Regions from separate parts of the Mus musculus genome. Here all the other regions are linked to region 1. Evidence: chromatin loops called from intact Hi-C (ENCODE). Cell type or tissue: left cerebral cortex. All regions are shown on one strand.

The links. A loop is a pair of places that touch in the nucleus more often than their neighbours do. Peaks named below come from ENCODE experiments on the same cell type or tissue, not always from the same donor. Only the 100,000 strongest peaks of a DNase experiment are listed, where the experiment ranks them.
Region 2: a loop joins it to region 1, with 3 times the contacts of the local background. A loop is called at or near these places in 12 of 42 quality-filtered maps.
Region 3: it touches region 1 in a loop (4-fold over the local background); 14 of 42 quality-filtered maps call a loop at or near these places.

Annotation. Positions count from the first base shown.
Region 1 is chr13:69,607,882-69,612,881 of GRCm38, forward strand. It overlaps Srd5a1 (steroid 5 alpha-reductase 1), which reads right to left and starts at 3,582. Exons shown (of 5, transcript NM_175283.3): 1 at 3,086-3,582. The coding sequence starts at 3,366. It overlaps Nsun2 (NOL1/NOP2/Sun domain family member 2), which reads left to right and starts at 4,135. Exons shown (of 19, transcript NM_145354.5): 1 at 4,135-4,307; 2 at 4,420-4,577. The coding sequence starts at 4,212. In left cerebral cortex, a CTCF peak has its summit at 2,852; DNase peaks (open chromatin) are centred at 3,166 and 3,756; H3K4me3 peaks cover 2,318 bases; H3K27ac peaks cover 1,136 bases.
Region 2 is chr13:68,597,020-68,602,019 of GRCm38, forward strand. It overlaps 1700001L19Rik (RIKEN cDNA 1700001L19 gene), which reads left to right and starts at 420. Exons shown (of 3, transcript NM_027035.1): 1 at 420-708. The coding sequence starts at 457. It overlaps Gm34903 (a long non-coding RNA gene), which reads right to left. Exons shown (of 2, transcript XR_382605.2): 2 at 4,534-4,879. In left cerebral cortex, CTCF peaks have their summits at 2,121 and 4,386; DNase peaks (open chromatin) are centred at 412, 767, 4,389 and 4,739; H3K4me3 peaks cover 1,081 bases; H3K27ac peaks cover 1,368 bases.
Region 3 is chr13:68,579,172-68,584,171 of GRCm38, forward strand. It overlaps Mtrr (5-methyltetrahydrofolate-homocysteine methyltransferase reductase), which reads right to left and starts at 2,998. Exons shown (of 15, transcript NM_172480.3): 1 at 2,894-2,998; 2 at 1,380-1,544; 3 at 372-525. The coding sequence starts at 1,508. It overlaps Fastkd3 (FAST kinase domains 3), which reads left to right and starts at 3,039. Exons shown (of 7, transcript NM_027123.5): 1 at 3,039-3,179; 2 at 4,368-5,000. The coding sequence starts at 4,391. In left cerebral cortex, a CTCF peak has its summit at 2,064 (motif pointing left); a DNase peak (open chromatin) is centred at 2,946; H3K4me3 peaks cover 1,995 bases; H3K27ac peaks cover 1,145 bases.

The sequences.
Region 1 (5,000 bases):
CTCTGTGTCACTAAGTGTCACATATACAGAGCACAAGAAAAAAAATCAAACTGAAGGGTTTGGGGCTGGGTAGGAAAATGAGAAGAACACAAGATGTGTTCTTTTAGTGCGAAGTGGACTGCTTTTTGTCTATCTCGGAGGGTTTAACAAATAAGATTATTCACAAGCTACGAAGATAAAGAGGGAAATATAAGCAAGGTGGAAAGGGACCGTCAAATAGAAGAGGTAGCCCTGAAGAGGATGATAGTTATAAGGCTGAGTTTTGGGTAAGAAAACTTAAACAGAACAATGGGTTATTTTGGTATGAGAAAGAATTCTGTGAGATAGAATGATTCCCTGTCCCCACTCCCCCAGTTGAATAGCTGGGTTGCTCCAGACTGGGAAGAAAGAAATAAAGTAGAACTAATGATGAATCAGGCTACCAGGGGGCTGAGCAGGTAGCAGGTTTGTGAAGCACGCTAGGAAAACACCCGTGCTGCACATGTTTGGGATACATGTATTCTCACTGCTAGACGTTAGTGCTGGCACTAATGTCACATGTTACGCTTGTATGAAGCTCTGGGGAAACTGAGACCCCAGTCCGTGAATTGAGAGGTCAAGTTTAATGGTTACAACTGGTCTCAGCTCAACCCCACTGGTCCTCTGACTTATCTGATTGCTTATCTCTAAGGCACGGATCCCGGTACAGATCTGAATTTGCCTCTGTGCCTCATTCTGAACTCTGTAACTACTGTATGATAAGCGTCTGCAAACGCATGGATTTGAATAAGACAGTGATGTTTAGTGCCTATGAAACAGTGAAAAGAGCCTCGCAGTGGGCTCATGAAAACTGCTCCTTCTCCTTCTAAGTTTCCCATTTATGTGCCTGAGATAAGGGCGCTTGTGAACACTGATCTCCAGTTACCATCCCTCGTTCATAGGACCAGATCAGGCAGACTTCAGAGGAAGTACTCCATCAAAGACGGAAAAGGTGACAGCTGTTCAAATAAGAATCACTTTCGTCAAGTACTAATGACAGATAAAGCCAATGAGCAGTCAGAGAGGCTTGCACGTATGTGTTCCTGACAAGACTTATCTCTCCCCAGACTCTGCCAGCATCAGAACCTTGAGCGATGGTCACCACAACCTCACACCAAAAATAACTTCTGCAAGGATGTCTGTTTAACCTTAAGACTGTCGACCCTATCCCCACTCCTCGTAACTCTTTAGGCCAAGTTATTAGCTTCAAAATACTGTATGTAATCCATAGGCTGCTTTTGATAATCTTTTTGGCTGTACAATCGAATACGGCACATACGTTCTCATTCCAATAGTCTGTGAGTCCCCTCCCTTCTCTCAGTGCTAGGGACAGAGTGCCTCCCTTCTCAGAGCCTTCACTGCACATCTTAAGGGATTGGTCTGCCACTGTGCTACGTTCTCAGTCCAAAGGGAATCTCCAGAATTTGTAATTTAGACTTACATACCTCTAGCACTTTGCCTTGCAGGACCTGCTTTTATCCATTGCAGACACACACAGACACAAATTCTGGTGTTCTTAAGGAGATACTTCTGTGAACAGGAGTTCAGTGGATATTCAGACAGCAGTAAGGTCCCAGCCTTTCTTAAGAATAAACCAAGCAATTTGATAACAGCTTTATTTCATAGGCCATATCTTTTTTGTACTTGTGTGTGTCTGTGTGTGAGAGAGAGGAAGGAAAAGAGGGGCAGAGGGAGGGAGGGAGGGATGGAGGAAGGGAGGGACGGAGAGAGATGCGCGTATGCCACAGAAGAGATGCATATATGTGGGTCAGAAGACACCTTCGGCTGTCGGTATTTACCTTCTACCTGTTGTTCGCTGCTGTGTATACCACCATCTTACCTAGCTCCTGGGCCCTAGGGGTTCTCTCATCTCTGCATTCATTTCCCTACAGGGTCACTGGTATTGCAGAATCTTGTGTGGGATGCAAACTCAAGTCCTTGGGCTTGAACGGCTATGCACCTGCTGAGCCATCTCCTCAGCTTCTGGAATACTCTATCAACAATTTGGGTTACACAGAACTCAGTCTTCCTTGTATGTTGATTGTGCCCTCATATAAAGGGCCTGCATTAATACTGACAAGAAATCAGTCAAAAATCAACTCCCCAGCCCTGCATGGTGGCGGTGCACATCTTTAATCCCAGCACTCATGAGGCAAAGGCAGGTGGAACTCTGAAAGTTCAAGACCAGTCTGGTCTATAAAGTAAGTTCCAGGACAGCCAAGCTGTTACACAGAGAAACTCGGTCTTGAAAAAACAAACAAAACAAAACAAAACAGCAAAAGATCAATCAACTCATGTACCATAGTGGCCACAGTGGACTTTGGGCAATAGATCTAGAAACTCATTCTTTCTCCTCACTGGATTTAAGAAAGCAGAGGCTATTAACACAACAATGCATTCTCCCAGCCTCTCTGGGAAATGAATACTTTAGGATCAGAGAGGATAAGAGACTTTCCCATGTCCCAAATGTCACAGAACTCAACTTCCTTAGATATAGAGACATCCTTTTTTTTTTTTAATTGTGCACTTTTCAGAATCTAGATGAAAACATTTAAACGTTATTAATAAATGTTGGGTCAGTTAAAGATAAGACCTAGAGACAGTCCAGTCCAGTTTATTAGAAAACCCAAAGACTTGAGGCGGTCACTAAAACATTTTTCACATAACACCTCCTGGGAAAGATTCATACCATCTCACACAGAGAAAGCAAAACATCTCTGAAATTGCTCCAGTCCACATTCGGGGTCCACAGTGGTTCCAGAGTAGGTTGTTAGCAAGCTGAAGCTAGGTCACCTGGCTATGGGACAGGCTACCAGGGATAGATTCCCCAAGGGGGAAACAGTAGAAATGCAGCTTGGATGGCATCGCAGATACTCCTTAGGGCGGAGTCTGCAGATGGGCAGGGAAGAAATCCGGACCACTGTGCCACTATCCCTGACCAGACACGAACTTCCACCGCTTCTGTGCGGTCCTTTCTACCTCCCTTTCTAGACAATCCTTTGTATTTCGGAATTAAGTCTCTGAGCCGCGGGTCCTCGGGAGCAAGCGCAGGAGGGAAGACCATTACCTTTGCACGTAGTGGATCAGAAACATAGCTAGCAGGACGCGGTTAGGCAGGTTGCCCAGTCGGGCGGCTGCAGGACGGATGCACTCGTACAGCGGCCAGGCCATTGAAGGCAGCTCCTGTAGGAACCAGGCAGGTCGCGCGGGCACTCGGCGGCCGGACCACTGCGAGGAGTAGCGGCCGTAGGAAGAGCCCACCATCTGGAGCCCCACGAAGGCCACGAAAGCCAGGAAACCCTCCAGGTAGACTAGCGCATCCAGTAGGCGCAACTCATCCAACTCCATAGCTGAGGTCGAGCAGCGTGCTCCATGCTCGGATGTCCAAGTGGAGCCACATATAAGCTCAGGAGGAGGGCGCAGAGCAGCCCACAAGGGCCAGCGCTCCAGCAGGGTGTACCTGCCCAGGGGAGGGGCGAGCCACCTGCTCGGGCGGAGACAGGAGCACAGGCTAGCACCACCAGAAGATACCCTCCCGCCCGTAATCCAAACGAGAGAACGATTGGGTAAAACCCCGCCCACACAGGGAGCCACGCCTCTTCGGGGGGAGGGCGCCTTAGTCTCGAGCCCCGCTCCTCAGAGCCCCGCCCGATCTTGGAGCGCTACACACATTGGCTGAGAGCTCCTTTGGCTCGCGAAAAGTTCTGCCGGAGCTCCGCCCCCTCAGCGCCACAGCGGAGCACCAGAGCCTCGCATCACCCACAAAGTCCCGCCTACACAGCAAAGACCCCGCCTCTTCGCTCGAAACAGACTCTCGCTCCGCCCCGCCTAACTTGCAACCACGCCCCTCCACAGTCTAACCCGGACAGCGACAGATCGGACAACACTCCATGACTCTCTGCGCACGCGCTACGATCAGGTCGTCCATGCAGGTGCCTGAGTCTCTGTGTAAGACGGGGAGATTCACGCTCAGTGGCGTTTAAGGTTGATTTGAGGAAACACGTTCTCTATAGGAATACCACCCTTTTTTTTGCGTGAGTTCTCGGCGGGAGCATGTTGTGTCTTTCAGGCATATTTTTTGACTGCCTCTGCTAGGACCCAGCCGCGGGGTCCTCGGGATGCAGCCGGAAGTGCAGCGTGCGTGCGGTTTGGTGGGTCGCTGTGTGCGCTCCGCGTGTGCAGCCGCGTGGGCCATGGGGCGGCGGGCGCGGGGCCGGCGGTTCCAGCAGCCGCCGCAGCCTGAGGGCGAGGAAGACGCCAGCGACGGCGGCAGAAAGCGAGGCCAGGCGGTAGGCGCGGGGACGAGAGGGGTGTCTGGTGGGCTCGCGCGTGCGGAGCTTGCTCGTGGGCCGGGTTCGCGGGTGTCGGTCGGAGCTTGCTCACCTGTCGCTTTCCTGGCAGGGCTGGGAAGGTGGCTATCCCGAGATCGTAAAGGAGAACAAGCTCTTCGAGCACTACTATCAGGAACTCAAGATCGTGCCAGAGGGAGAATGGGACCAATTCATGGAGTCACTCCGAGAACCTCTCCCAGCCACACTGAGAATCACTGGGTACAAAAGGTACGTTTGCTGTGTCTTTTCTGAGGTGTGGACTTGGGGGCTGTAGTGCACAGGAACGTCCTCGGTGGGACATTAGAATATGAATAGAAAACGCGACCCGGGAAAGACTTGGGTCCTATGGGGGACCATCAGAGCAGCAGGAATCTTTGCCTCTCTTGCACGTCAAAGTACGTTGTCCGCAAGACTCGTGGCAATTAAAAACTGAAGCTGTGACAAAATGCAGTATTGCTTTTACCTTATTTGTAAGGTGTGTCCAACAGAACAGTGAACTGGAGGGAGTTAGAAAATTGATGGTGTTGCTTTCTTAGATGTTAACAGGGCCTAGGTGTTAAAAAGTCTGCACACCCCGGAGCGCTTATGGAACGTCTTCTCAGAACTGGTTTTACGTTTAAAACACTTGGCAATCTTAAAGCTATTAAATCT
Region 2 (5,000 bases), 1.0 Mb before region 1:
TGCTTCCATGCCTTTAGCTTTTCTATTATGTGCAATATACACGTGGCCCTCATTTTTCTGTTGGATCACTCTGTCCGGGATCTTTGAAGCCTTGCTCATCTTTGTCATCTAACTTCTCCAGGTTGTAAGCTCCCTGTGACCCAGGGCTGTTTGTTTCAGGGCTGTACCTTCAGATCTTGACACATAGTAGCTTTCTGTCGTGATCTGCAAAGCTAAAGAATGCCCTGAGACTACAACAAACTGCTGGGAATCAGATGTAGAGGACTGGGTGTGGTCCCCCTGGCAGTTCCTACCTGGAAAGCCAGGTCTCTTTCAGGGTGTGGTGAAAAGAACCTAGAAGGAGGCGTCAAGGAACGTCCCAACCTCTGTCACTAAGTGGATGCTGAGACCAAGGCGTAGTTGCCAGGCAACAGCCGAGTGCAGACGCTTGGAGGGACGCAGAAGCCACCTAACCTGATGGAGGAACTGGCCAAGAAAGAGCGGAGGGCGATGGACCCCGGTGGCTTAAAGAAGGAGGGAAAGGTGGAAGAGGAGGCTGGAAAAGAAGAGGGAAGAGAGGAGGAGGGGGGAGAGGAGGAGGAAGTCACCTCCGAAACCCTGCGTGGCAAACCCCGACCTCTGCCCATCTCAGCACTACCAGCTTTCAGCTACATCCCACCAAGGCACCAGGGCCCCAAGGAGCGCAGCTACTTCAGTCGCGAGGGCCAGGTGAGCAGGTCCAACAAACAGAGCAGGGGTGGGGTGGGGATGGGGTTGCGGGAGGGAGGCGGGGACCGCACTATCAGGGAGGGGCCTGAGGGCCGTAAGGGACCTGACAAGGGCGGGACTTCGGTGCTAGGGAGAGGCCTGGGGCGGGGCCATAATACTGGAGCTGTCCAGACTATGATAGGACAGGACTTCAGGTGTGGTAGTAAAACTGTGACTAGAGGGTTGGGAAGGACTGAGTGCTTCGGATAGTGTTCAGGGAAGTTAGCCAAAGTACGGGGTGGGGTGGGGTGGGGTCACACTACTACTACTAGAGGCGTCAGAGGTGGTGCAGCTCTAGGCAGAGGGTGGTGCCCAGGACAAACTGCATTGAGCTGCAGAGTCCAGAGAAGTTGTATAGGGGTGCAGAACTGTGGATCGCATGTGGAACTGGTCTTGGGGTTGGGTGGGGTTAAATACTGGAGTCTGGGTCAGGGCCCCATGTTACTGCTTGCTTTGTTTTTCTTTTGTTTTTGTTTTTGTTTTTCTGAGACAGAGTTTCTCTGTATAGCCCTGGCTGCATGTTACTGCTTGTGAAGGGCAATTGTGATACATTGATACTAGTGAGGCAGGCATGGTTATCAGGCAAGAAAGAGGCGTTGGGCTGAGGTACAAGGACACCAAGAATATGGCCATCACAACCACGGGTGCAGACACGTCAGGAAGTGGGGATGGGCAGATGTGAGCTTGATGCAAGTGAAGTGTGTCCTGAGGGTGGGAACTGGGATGAAGTGTCCTTCTGGGAACAGTGGAGAAGCCACTACTTGTCCTGAGTAAGTACTGTGAGGACACTGGGTCACTCTTTCCACCCATGATCTATCGGTGGGTCAGTGGAGTGCCAGGGCTGCTCTACTTAGGGTGTCTCAGCTCCCCGGGGTCTGAGGTAGCAGTGGTAACAAGCCCTGGTCCTAGTTACAATGCCTGCAAGGTCCAGGGTGTGGGGAACATCCTCCATTTAGATGGTAGAAACAATAAGAACAATGTCTTAGGGTTACTGTTGCGGTGAAGAAACATCAGGACCAAAAGCAAAGTAGGAACAGAATTTCCCTCACTCATAGCCCTGTAGCACAGTTCATCATACAAAAGCAGTGAGGGCAGGAACTCAAGCAGGACAGGAGCCTGGAGGCAGGAGCTGATGCAGAGGCCATGGAGGGATGCTGCTTACTGGCTTGCTCACTATGGCTTTGCTCAGCTTGCTTTCTTATAGAACCCAGGAGCAGGGTGGCACCTCCCACAATGGGCTAGGCCCTCATCCATCAATTATTAATTAAGAAAATGACTTACAGGCTTTCCTGCAGCCCAGTCTAATGGAGGCAGTTTATTAATTAAGGTTCTCTCCTCTCAAATGACTTCATCATACAGAGCAGTGCCTAAAGTCTCCTGTAGGAGGCTCTCTTCCAGCTTCTCCATATCTTGGCACTCACTTGGAGCTAAGCCCCCCTTCTCTCCCCAGGCTCATAGCAGGCCTGAATCCCTGTTCCCAACTCCTTGACATCCCCAGTAGTTTCTGGGTACACAGGAGGAGAGCTCTCAACTCTTCACTGTTCTCACAGAGTCTGGGTGCATAGGAGTTTGAGAACTCTGTCCCAGCCACGGCCATTTCTCACTCGCAGCTGGGACTCATATCTTAGACTGCATTTTGCCCCCCACCCCTGAGCAGTGGTGTGTCTGTAAGGAATAAACACAGCCTAAGTGGAAACGCAGACCCTCAGTGTAACAACAGTCAGCTATTGAATTAGAAAGGTTATGCTTTACATACACTGTGAACCTAATCTGAAGCAGCTTCTTGGGTTAATTATGAAATCGAAGGAACATTGGCATGGTTTTGTTTCAGTGGCTATTTATGAGCAAAAACTGCTCATATCAGTATTTCATGCATACCCACGTGGACAAACACCGTAGAAGGTTCTTTCTTGTACTAGTTAAAATTAAGTTCTGTTTGTGTAGAAAACTTCCCAACATAGGGACAAAGTTGTTCTCCAGGTCACATGAGATAAACTGGGGTGTCGGGTGCTCTGTCTGATAAGAGGCAGCTCCAGGAAACTTTTCTTTATGCAAAGTAGAGTGCTTTTTGATGAAAAGCAAAATAACAACACAATCTCAGCCACTGTTTTTTTTGTTTGTTTGTTTTTGTAGTTGTTGTTGTTTTTCGAGACAGGATTTCTCTGTGTAGCCCTGGCTGTCCTGGAACTCACACTCTGTACACCAGGCTGGCCTCGAACTCAGAAATCCACCTGCCTCTGCGTCCCAAGTGCTGGGATTAAAGGCCACTGTTAATACTTTCAGAACTCACACACAGATATACAGACACACACAAAGACACACACACACTCACAGACACACATAGACACACACATACACACACACATAGAGCCACATAGATACACACACACACACACACACACACACACACACATAGACACACAGACATACAGACATCAAAAATTTAGATATCAGCTTTTACACACATACACACACACCTAGACATACAGACACACACAAACACTCACACATAGACACACACATAGAGACACACAGACATACTGACACATACATGGACATATACACACAAATACATAGAGACACATAGACACAGACATACAAACACACACACACAGACATAAACACACAGAGACATACACACACACAAAGGCACACACATATACAGATATACACACACATACAGATATATACAGACAGACACTCACAGACACACAAACACAAATATATACAGACATATACACATACACAAAGGTTCACACACTTACAAACACACATAGACACACAGACATACAGATACACACAGACACACACACACATAGAGGCGCACAGACATGCAGTTACACACAGACATACACTCACAGACATACATAGACATAGAGACACATGGACATATACACACAGACACACATACATACATACACACAAAGGCACACACATTCACAGACACACATAGACACACAGACATACATACACACAGACATACACACATAGAGATACACAGACTTACAGACACACACAGATACACACTCACAGAAACACACAGACACACACATAGATACTCACAGACACACACAGGGACACACTCACATATACACACAGACATACACATACACATAGAGACACACAGACTTACAGACACACACATAGATACACACTCACAGAAATACACAGACACACACATAGATACTCACAGACACACACAGGGACACACTCACATATACACACAGACACACAGACACACACACACACACACAGACACACACACTTGATTTAGGTAACCAGTGTGGCATGAGATGTAGTACACCCAGTATATATACAGCTAGCAATTGCTCTTTAGCTGTAGCTCCTAACAATTAGTTTCTTTTCACTAATTGTCCATTCCCAGCAGCCCACCCATGAACTGCCCAGCCCTCCTTCCCTTCAGAGAGGAATGCAGAGGACCGCAGTAAAGATGAGCATGTGGCTGGCAAGTGTCCCTGATCTTCTAACTCATCCACCCCAGGGAGTCCACCACAGTCCTGCTTTGCAGGCTGCAAACTTACTTAAGACCCCGGTAATGTGGCTGAATAAGATGATAAATTTGTCCTCTCATGCTACCATCTAAAATGTGGTCAGCTCCTGCACTGCTCCCTAGGGGGCTCTAGCAGCCTGTCTTTCCCTGAGAAATACACTTCCAGAGGCTGCAGAGCAGACTCGGTTCAAAGGCGTTTTTAAATTACTTTTTTCTCCTTCTGTTGTGCACAGCGGTTCTGCCCCCTGAAATGGAAAAGCCGAGTCAGAGGAAAATGCCCTTTTATGAAGGTTTTTATTAAATCCCTCAAAGTATAACAGTGACATTAAAAAGAAATCGCCTAAGTGGCTTTAGAATGTGTTTTCCGGCGTGCTAGGGTGGATTGTAGAAAGCTGTTTGGAGGAAAACTGTGTTCCACAGGCCCCACTCTGGCTTTGCTGGGATTATCCAGAATCCATTCTGCATGTGTGGAATTGCAGACGTGGAGGCGAGGGCTGATGGTGTCCTTATGTGTCACAAGCTCTCCCTCCCTGCCTGCAGAATGTCCTTCATCCAGGGCAGTAAGAACTTCCAGCGTATGAAGGCTCATGCAGTCTGTCTAGAGCTGCAAAGCAGAGATTCCTAAGGACGACAGCCAGGGTAGAATAAACAGGGGTGTGATCCCTCAGTCCCTCACGCATGATGCCCTGTCACCTTAGACAGCCATCATATTTGATCGCATGTGCTAAAGCAGCTGTAGAGC
Region 3 (5,000 bases), 1.0 Mb before region 1:
AGTAAACATTCTGAAACAGTTCCAAGGCTGCTGGAGAGGTTCTGTACAGCGTTTGGGGTGTGGCTAAGTGGTAAAGTGCTCCCCTCACTGCAAGGCCCTGGGTTTGACCCCTCAGACACACCCAGGACAGAGGGAGGAGAGATCAGAGCATTGCTCTGGGGTAAACTTGTTCCTTGGCACTGATTTTAAACGAATCACAGTATGAGAGAATTAAGACAAATTGGAGAATGACTGACAATTCTACATTTTACATAGATGTAATAGTTATATAAAAATAAAAAGGCCTATGCAACTTTATTTCAAGATTTTGAAAGATATATTCATATATCAAAGTAGTAACTGCATATAGTAGAAGGGAAACAGTCAGTTACCCAATAATCCATATTGCAGGTGAGCAAAATAGTCCGTGGGGAGTGTCTTGTTGTGTATTTCTTTAACAAACTTCCGGGCTGTGTCAGGTGGGTCTCCTGTACCCGTGGTAGATACAACCATCACCAGAGGGCCAGTTTCTGTTTTCAGATCATACTACAAAACAAGGATGCAGTAAGTAGTGCAGATTTGTGATTTAACACGCTGGCAAGATCAAGACAAAGCAACTGGAGGCAATGAACCCACTCTCCTGTCTTGCATGCTTCCTTCTAATTTTTCTTCTGGCCGAGTTACCGTAAACATATCCTGGTCAACAGTGCTGTGACTAGATGCCTCAATAACGCTGCCCAGTAACTCAAAGGCTAGTTCACTTTCGCTGATGGCACCAGGAGGTCAGAAGAGTTTAACACTTTTCCCTCCACATGGCACACAAGAAAAGCCCCATCTACCCCCAGACTGTTATCGAATTCTGTATTTCAGGAAAACATGAGAAGTAAACAGGCCCATTATCTGTCAAGGGACACGCTGAGCAGCAAGGCAGTACATGGGTAGGTATATGCACACACACATACACACACACACACACACACACACACACACAAGTAACATGAGCAAAGGGGTTTTACAGGGTCAAGGTGAGGCAGAAACAAAGATAAAAGAGGCCCGTGGCTCTCTAGAGTTCAAGGCCAGCCTGGTCTACAAAGAGCCCTGTTCTGTCCCAATAAACAAACACACTTTAAAACAATGAAAGAACCGAGGAGCAACAGGAGCTATCCTAGTGAAGATGGGCTGCAGTGCAATGAGGCTGTGAGGTTTTTTTTAAACCTAATTCAAATGTATAATTCTGTGTTTAGACTCAGCTAGTTGGCAGGAGGATCCAAAGTTCATTTCTCCAAAGCTACAATGTGAGTTCAAGGCTAGCTTGGGCAAACCCCCTGCAACAAAAAATGGGTATACTGCCTCATTCCACAACAAAGTACAGGAAAATGCACAGGAATAGCTGCTCTTACCTTTTCTGACTCACTGATACAGTGAAGATCTGCGGAAAACCCGTGTGACACAGCCTGCTCACTTATTTCTTCTGCTATGGCCTTTGCCTGTCCTCGCTGTGTAGCATAAAGTAACAAAAACCTTCTCATCACCTCAGGTCATCAGCTGCAACTCTAACAGTGAGACTAAAAACCACAAAAGGAAGAAAGGGGTACACTGTTTAATGAAGCAGGTAGCCCGCAGGACACCCAAACATAATTTCAAACAGCCTTCTCTAAACTTGTTCCTTAGCACTGATTTTAAACGAATCGCAGTATGAGAGAATTAAGACAGGAGGTATACAAAAGTGACGTTTTTGAATTGTCCCTGATGGCGTGAAACCCACTCTTGATTTCTAGCTACTGTTGGGTCTTGCAAGTGTCTGTCATTCATTAGTGCCTAACTATAGGAGTGATCTGCCTTTCTGCCCATTTGTACTCTGAATTAGGATCATAAGCCTGAATGGTGAAGGGGCTAAGCCATGCTCAAACACAGTGTCGCTTACAAAGGCTATTGTTTCTGCCGTTTAAAAACAAAGCAAAAAAAAAACAAAAAACAAAAACAAAAAACAAAAACAAACTGTAACTCAGCAGTTAAGAGACCACTGACTGCTCTTCCCAAGGTTCTGAGTTCAAATCCCAGCAATCACATGGTAGCTCACAACCATCCCTAATGAGATCTGACGCCCTCTTCTGGTGCCTCTGAAGACAGCTACAGTGTACTTACATATAATAATAAATAAACCTTTAGGCTGGAGCGAGCAGGATCCTCCGGAGCAAGTAAAGGTTCTGAATTCAAAGTCCCAGAAACGACATGATGGTTCACAACCATCAGTACAGCCACAGTATACTCATATATATAAAATAAATAAGTAATCTTTAAAAAACCAAAACTGTAACTGTACAATGTTCACGTGAAACTGGGGAGTTCGTGTTTCCTGCTAGATCCTAATCAAAGCACTGGTCGTCATCAAAGATGGCATCATTGCATCTATCAGTAGTCAGCGTACATGGACTTTACACAGAGACGGTATTTCTAATTCATGCCTTACCCCGGAGATAACCAAGAGAAAAAGAAGATAAAGGGCTCTGGGATTCCACACTCCGCCATTCTATCCAGTGGCTAACGCTGAGTGGTAGCCGGCCTATATAAAATTATCTTTTCCTGAGTGAATCAACTCTAGTTAGTTTCTAAGCACTTGTGGCTTATCCGCTGGGGAGCTAGGACACAAACCCTTCAAAGGTTCATCGGGAAGCACTGCCACAGACTCGACAGGACCAATGGGTGACACGTGCGAGCTCACGAGGTTTTGGGAAAGGTGGCGGAGCCGACTCCTCCCAAGTGCTCCCCGTGAACCCCACCGCGGTCCGCCTCCCAAGTGCTCCCCGTGAACCCCACCGCGGTCCGGAAAACTCAGCGGCTCATCCCCACTGCGCAGGCGCGAGTCCCGGCTCCCCCACCGCTTCCGTCGCTCCCGCCGTCCCCCGCCGAATACCTCCAGGCGCGAATTCCCGCGCGGAACCCCGTTCTCCTCCGACAGGCACAGTCCGGGAGCACTGCGCACGCGCGCGGCACAGCACGCATGCTCCGCACGACCGCCAACAGACATGCGGGCGGACCTGGGCCAATCGCTGATCGCCGGATGTGGGTGGGTGGGTGGCCTTAGTGCCGCGCACGCGCCGGAATGTTCTCCAGGTAAGGGGCAGCGTCCGTGTACGGACGCTCCCAGGGCTCGGAAGCTCCGTGTCTGTCCTGTCCCGGGTGCGGCTTGGAGCCGCTCGGTAAGTGTCTCGGGATTAGGACCCCCGGGCTTCCCCACTCGTGCTCCGTGGGCTCCGGTCCGGTCGCGCGGCGCCTGCCTCCGCCGTTGCCCTGCTCCGCTTGCTTTTCTGTGATTGTGCGTGAGCCCCAGCCCAGCTTCTCAGCGCGAATTACCATGCTTTGCCCGGCTCATACCCGGAGTTTGAATCTTGTCGGCTGCTCCTCCTCTCTCGCAATTATCAACATTGACGTTCCCTTTCCCCATCACGTGAGTGTCGAGATTTGGAGGTAGAATCTGAATTCCAGCTCTTCCTCTTCGCGCCCAGCTTCACTGTACACAGAGGTGGTTTCCTTGGGCTGCAGGGTCCTTAGCGGGAAAAGCGTCAACCAGACGAACTGAATTACAGTAACCTAGCCCATAGGCAGGACTTAAAGTAAGGGCTGGGCAGCGATCGCAGTTAGGGTTAGGAGCCAGCATCTCGCCCAGACACAGTGAAGCCACAGGAAGTCAGCCCTATGATGCTTCAGTCTACCCGACAACACTAAGGTGTTCAAGGGCCACTGAAAAGAAATTTCAGAATGAGCCAGAGCGCAGCAAGGTCAATGAGTTCTGATTACTCAAAAAATAGCCTTTTTTGAAAACTGAAGAGACGCGTAAGCCTGAAAGCCTGAGTAGTAACTTATGTATAGGATTATGGGGTTTGGGGGGCTATTTAATCAGCAGCCAACTTTAAACATATTAAAGGAGACATGCCTTGGTGCACACCCTTCACTTTGTCCATAGAACATGGCCTTTGAAGAGGAATTACGTTGTGGTAAAACATTAATCTGAGATCCTTACATACACATAGGACTCAAGGAGTTTAGATATAAGGCATAGTTCATTTAAAAAAAAAAACCTAGTGACACTGCCTAGAAAGGGGTGTGCATGTCTTCTACCGGTGCCTTGTCTAGTTATGGTGCAACTGTTGGGTGTCAGCCAATTGGGTGTGGCAATCAGGACCAGGAGAGTGGGGACCCCCTTCCCAGGCTTTCTCTTGTTTCCTGGCTCGGTGGGAAAAGTAAACCTTGGTTTTTAAAATATTTTTGCAAGGTTCTTTTTTTTTTTTAATCTTTGTCATGGGATACTCATTCTTAGTTTCGTAGCGTTGGTGTTGTCTTTCTCAGCATTTGACCATGGTTTTTGTTTTTGTTTTTCTTATGCTAAGTCACATGTTGTGAATTCTATGGCATGGCGTTCATCACCCTGCGGAGGGCCTTTTGTCATAAGTCCATTCTTTGGATACCTGGAGCTGTGGTTGCTCTGAAAATTCACCCTGCCAGTCATGCCCCAAAGGCAGTCACAGATCGCCTGAGTGTGTGCTTCTGCTCCCTACAACCTGAGCTGTTCAGGGTCAGATTCCATCACGCATACTGTAAAAACTTCCACTCAGAAAAGGGAAATGACTTTCATCCCGTGGGCGAGCCATGGTCCTCCCAGGCGCAGGAATGGAACCAGCCAGGACAGAGTCTTCAAAACGAGGATGAAGAGATGCTTTTCAGGAGACTAAGCTACTTCACTTCCTTTGAGGAAGTGCTGAGTTTCATAAGTGCCCTGGACACCCTGCCTGTCCCTCTGGCAATGGCAGCTCTACTCAGGATCTGTGAGATAGGGAGGAGGGATGGTGAGCAAAGGCTGCCAGAAGGAGTGCTGGAGAACCGTGCCTTCCAGGCTCTTTGCCTCCGGTGTGAGCGAGACCCCTCACACCTGACCAATGCTGGTTTGGTGACAGCTTTGCAATCTCTGCTTACGTTGTTGCCTGCAGATCCTCAAAGTAGCCTGATGCTGAGCCTGGTGGCAG